Linked DNA regions of Mus musculus: region 2 is linked to region 1. A link is a loop called in an ENCODE intact Hi-C map of the cell type or tissue named here. Cell type or tissue: left cerebral cortex. All regions are shown on one strand. Each heading gives the region's core, and the rest is flanking DNA. Links, peaks and the distances in the headings are about the cores only.

What was found. Peaks named below come from ENCODE experiments on the same cell type or tissue, not always from the same donor. Only the 100,000 strongest peaks of a DNase experiment are listed, where the experiment ranks them.
Region 2: it touches region 1 in a loop (6-fold over the local background); 5 of 42 quality-filtered maps call a loop at or near these places.

Annotation. Positions count from the first base shown.
Region 1 is chr8:11,012,009-11,014,811 of GRCm38, forward strand. The region is part of intron 1 of 9530052E02Rik (RIKEN cDNA 9530052E02 gene); the gene reads left to right. Among named protein-coding and RNA genes, the nearest start is that of Irs2, 4.5 kb to the left of the region's middle. In left cerebral cortex, for the core only: a CTCF peak has its summit at 1,578 (motif pointing left); a DNase peak (open chromatin) is centred at 1,566.
Region 2 is chr8:9,975,305-9,978,107 of GRCm38, forward strand. Lig4 (ligase IV, DNA, ATP-dependent) reads right to left here and starts at 1,007. Exons shown (of 2, transcript NM_176953.4): 1 at 727-1,007. It overlaps Abhd13 (abhydrolase domain containing 13), which reads left to right and starts at 2,413. Exons shown (of 2, transcript NM_001081119.1): 1 at 2,413-2,715. In left cerebral cortex, for the core only: CTCF peaks have their summits at 1,228 and 2,393; DNase peaks (open chromatin) are centred at 1,145 and 2,423; H3K4me3 peaks cover 1,753 bases; H3K27ac peaks cover 950 bases.

The DNA of each region.
Region 1 (2,803 bases), core at 200-2,699:
GTGTGAACAGCCCTCACTTAAAATGTGTTCCAGGAAGCCTAACAATAGTTTATGTTGGCAAGTCTGTTTCCCCTTTAGAAAGGATGGCATAGTTGGCCCTGTTACACTGACCTCAGTAACTTAGTTCACAAGTATATTCAAAACATTTGCATTTCTGATGAATGAACCTTGAGCAGACTTTTGCCCATCTAGGATTAATAGGGAGACTTGCTGCATTTAATGAGCCCCCCCTCGCATCTCTTTGCTAGTATGTTTCAACTGAAATTACACAAGAATTTTGTAATATGTGAACTCTGTGTTTGCAACAGGATAACTTCTCGGCAAGAATGTAACTGTTGTCTACCTCACTCAGTATCTGTGCTTGGAAGTGCCAACAGCTCAACAATCAGAACGTGTAAAAACTCAGCAGGCAAAAACAGGTGAAGCTCTATTAAGTTCAAGGTCAGCCTAGTCTACTCACAGCCCAGTCATGTCTCTTAGTGAGACCTTGTCTCAAAAATGAAACAAACAAAAGAGGAGAAGAAGGAGGAGGAGAAGGAGGGGAGGAAGGAAGGAAGGAAGGAAGGAAGGAAGGGAGGGAGGGAGGGAGGGAGGGAGGGAGGGAGGGAGGAAAGAAAGAAAGAAAGAAAGAAAGAAAGAAAGAAAGAAAGAAAGAAAGAAAGAAAGGAAGGAAGGAAGGAAGGAAGGAAGGAAGGAAGGAAGGAAAAAAAGGAAAGAAAGAAAGGAAGGAAGGAAGGAAGAAAGGAAGGAAGGAAGGAAGAAAAAGAGCTTATGTGAATGTGTATACATTGATTGTATTATTTCATTAGACACTGTAATAGCTTTCCACCTTAGTATTCATTCTGTCCATTAAAAATGTTGATTCGCCGGGCGTGGTGGCGCACGCCTTTAATCCCAGCACTCGGGAGGCAGAGGCAGGTGGATTTCTGAGTTCGAGGCCAGCCTGGTCCACAGAGTGAGTTCCAGGACAGCCAGGGATATACAGAGAAACCCTGTCTCAAAAAAAAAAAAATGTTGATTCAACAGTCTTGATAATCCTAGGCACTAACTCAAGGATGGTTTTCTAAAATAAAGGCTTACTGAATGCTACAACCACCATAACGTATAAAGTAAGAACTGCCTGCTTCTGGGTCCACACAGTGGATGCCAGGGACATTAAGAATGTCTCTGAAAAAATAAAAATAAAAATAAATAAAAAAAGAATGTCTCTGAAGTGACACAGCTATGTTTTCTGAAGGAGAAATAGGGACAGCTGGGAGTGACCTTCTGCAAGTCCCTGAGCCTCTGGAGAGCAAGGTCAAATTATGCTCTTTGCTCTGTGCTGTGGATCAGGAGCAAGCAGTTGGCCTGGGCTCCAGAAGTAACTGACACAGCCAGCTGCCTCCTGCCAGGTGGCCCAATGTTTGCTGAAATTGTTTCTCACTCCAAAACCTGCCATGTCCTTACAACCATTAGCGGGCTGCTTCTCGAGTCTGTATTGTAAGGTTGTTTTTAAAACCCAGCCTTAAGGATTTCTACCTCGGGAAATGTGACTGGCTCTTACCCACACTGCCACCCACTGGCGACGTCTTTTTCTAAGGCGTCCAGTGAGCACAGCTGCCCCTCTGCTGGTGCCTGAAGGGTTGTTTCATGAAATTACTTCCCACCTACCGTACATCGGCTTTGCTGAGATCCTGAAGGATGGCAGTTAAATGTGATTTAAGATGTAAGAGAGACGCATCGGTGCAGAGGACAGAGTAACAGGTGAGGAGGGACGTGATCAAGGCCTGGGAGCAGACCAGCAACTGTGGAACGAATATGAGCACATTCAACACCATAGGGTGCAAAATATCTACTAACAACAATTTAAAGTTTCGGAAAACAAACCAGCACAAGAAATCAAGAACTTAAACTCAGGATTATGCTATGCCTTGCTAGATAACACCAAAGCTAACCTTCCTCTACACTGGCTATTCAACTTCAGATGCTTTGTAGAATAAGCCAGTGTCACATAGAAAAATTTCAAAATGAAATAAAAAAATATGAGTGGGAAAGAAAATAATATGAATGACAAGTGTCAGTCACAAGTGTGTATCGGTGTTTCTGAGTAAAATAGTTAGAATTGTGTGCTAATGACTTCTTAGCTCATTCTGAATATGCAACCTTTTTTTTTTTCTTTTGATTACTTGGTCTCAGTTTAGACCATGTTGGATTCTATTTTATGCTGCAATATAATGGCAATAGGAAGATCAGTGGTCTGTTTAGAGAGAGCTATTATTTGCCTAGAAGGAAGGATCCCAAAGGCTTGATTGATGTGTGTCCTGCCAATCACATCCTTGGGATTCTGCCTTTACAACAAAAGCTGGCATACAGTATCAGTAACAGTAGTTGGGTCTGGAGAGATGGTTCAGTGGTTAATAGCACCTTCTGCTTTTCCAAAGGGCCATGACAGATGGTTCACAACTGTCTACACAGCTCTGGGGAATCCAATGCCTCTTCTAACCTCTGAAGGCACTCAAATACACGTGACATTCACTCAGACAGACACACACACACACACACACACACACACACACACACACAGAGATAAACTAAATATTAAAAAATAAAATACCAGGCGTGGAGAGACTACTCAGTGGTTAAGGGCACTTTCTGCTCTTGCAGAGGACTTGAGTTCAGTTCTCAGCAACTACAGGAGGTTTACAACTACCTGTAACTCAAGTTCCTAGGGATATAACACCTTCTGACCTCAAAGCATCAGACAGGCATGTAGTGCACGTAGATATGTGCAGAGGACGTTCACACATGCATATAAAAATAAATC
Region 2 (2,803 bases), core at 132-2,631, 1.0 Mb before region 1:
AAACTATTCACAGCATTAGTAGCTTATAGAGGACAAAACAAACATCACTTCTAAGTCGTATTTTTCACAGAGGAAACACAACTAAATCAGCAGGTCAGATCAAGATAAGCCACCTGGGACTGTATCTTCTGACATCTGTAACTACAATTTTGGTTAACTGCTTCCCTTGTTGAAGCTGGTTTGCATAACTGACTGCACCAGCCACCTGGGTCCTTCAAGTGGGTACATGGTGGTGCATAATACTACAGTTATAATTTCTGTACAACGCATGTAAGATGACGTGTATTAAATACTTTCTGAATGTCCCAATACAAGTGCACTTCTATAGGTATATCTGGAGAATACATATAGTCTCGAACTTTTTCTCAACGAGCTGGAGCAAACGATTCAAGTTGCGTTTATAATAATAGTGTATTGTAGGCAATGGTGTGAATACACGAGCATCTTAAAACAACTATCAACACAGAAAACCAAGAATTCAAATTGCTATCAAACACACACATTTTGTTCAACACCAACTACAGGAGTTAACTATTTGAATTTCTGCTGTTTTATCACTCGGAGGTTTGATATTATGCTTTCCATCCCCAATAAAACAATTAAGTTCGTTGGCAGGCTTCAGGTGCTGAAGTTCAAATGCACTCAAACATTTTAACTCGTGGTAAAGTCGATGACCACAGGCTTTGGAAGGTGCCTCCATACCTGTTGCATTAGTGCTTTGCTTACCTAAGCAGCCCGTGAACCCCAACCCTGCCGAATGAAGGAGCTGGGGGAGCGCGCAGGTCCCAGGTAGCTAGGTGGCAGGGGGCAGGGCAGCGTGCGGATACAACTAAGCATCAGGACACGATTTCTTCACCCGGTGGCTGCCACCTGAAATCAGTCCCCAGCGAGCCGGCTGCACCGTGGAAGGCGGGTGGTGACGCTGGGACAAAGCACGGGAAGGACGCAGCCTCCCTAGGACCAAGAACCTCCCTGCCTCCTCCAACCCGCCACACCACTTGCTTAGCAGAGGTTGCCCCGCCCCACTCCGACCGGAAGCTGCCGCCACAAGAAGCCGGCCGGGCGTTTCCGCCAGCTGCTTGCCGCGCAGGCGCAGTGGGAACAGGCGAGCCTGCCGGCTTTTAAAGGCACAGGCGAGGCAGGGGCGGGCCGGCGCGGCGGCTCAGAGCGCCTGCGCAGCGCGCCTCCACTGTCTCTGCCTGTAGCAAAGGATGTTCGGTCCCTCGCCGCTGGATGTCATCGTTGAGCCGAATTTGAGGAACTTGGAGCCTGGGTTGCTGCCCTGACAGGACTGGCTTCTGAAGACTTCCAGGACAGAAGAGAATCCTCCCACCTAAAAAGTCTAGGGCTCCAGAAAAAGACTTTTGCAAAATTAATTCAGGTTCTGTGTTCTTGGTAGCCTTTTCACTGTGCAGAAATAATACATAATAATAAAAATAATTATGTATTACATAGTAATAAATAATTCATGGCGCAGAAACATACTTACATGGACTAAAGGCTTTTCAATGGTGCTCGGTGATTTGGAATAAAGCTAGCTGATAGTGTTATTGAACACCTTACTGTCACTCAATAACTATACTAGATACTCAAAATAGAAGTATAAACGTACGCTCCACGTCTCAGAAACTCTTACTTTCCACTGGCATTGGTGGCTATGACCTGCCCTACTCCACCAATAAGAGTTCAGAAATTATAGGCAAAGTGTGGGGAACACTTTCTTTGAAGGTGAAACTTTGCAGTCCTGGTGAGACACTAGAGTGTCAATTGCTTTCAGGGGTTGTCTAATGTGTTTACGCTGCATTTCACAAGGCCGACAGTCCAGGGCTAGTTTAAAGTGGGGCCAGATCCTACGGCTCCGTGTGGCCAGTTATTTTCTCTGTAGTTTCCCTTAGTCTCACGATAGTTTCCCTGTGGTGTTGCAAAGCCACACGTTACTGTACAGGAGCATCAGCGGTGCTCGTACAGCTTGTACAACTCTTACACATCCGTGTCTTATTCAACTGCTCCTGCGCTCCGACGTCAGGCACAGGTCGGGCTCTGCTTTACTGATACGAAAGAACCACAAATTATGAGCCGAGAAAAGCTATTAGTTAATTCAAAGCTCTTGCTCTAATGTGCTTTTTAGCTGCATGGTTAATGGAGAACCAAATTTGTTTTATCCTCAGAGTGGGGGGAAAAAAAAGTAAAAAGGAAGGGCATAACTACCTGAAAGTTAGGCATGGTGGAAGAGAAAGTTTAGTGCAGATAAGTGAAAGAGCATAGCCAAGAGCAGGCACATTTGGGAGAGGAGGGGAGAAGAGGAGAGAAGAGAAACTCCTTGTTCTCCGAAATGTGTTCAGGCAGCAGTTGACTGGAAACGCCGAGATGTATCTTGCCCCTACGGGCTACCGTAGCATGAAGGCGGAGCCCAGTGTCCTGCGCATGCGCATAGGGGTGCACAGGTTGGCTTCGCGCTCCCGGGAGGAAGCTGGAGAACAGGTTATGTGGGGGCCGGCGGGGTTATTTGCCAGGGACACCGCGCGCGAGCCGGAAGTGGAGGCTGCGCCAGCTGGGCCCGCCGCGCCGCAGGAGCTCCGGGCTAGACAGTGGCGACGGCGGCCCCTCGGCGGGAGGAAGACGATGAGGAGCGGCGGGGGCGGCGCGGGGCCTCGCTGCAGCGCGGAGCCGGGTTCCGAGCCCGCGGCCGACTGCGCAGCCCGCCCGCGAGCCTGAGTAAGTGCGGCGGGGACGCGGGCGGCCTCCCCGACCTCCTCACCCCGCAGCTCGGATTCGGGAGCCCGTATCTACTCCCAGAACAGTC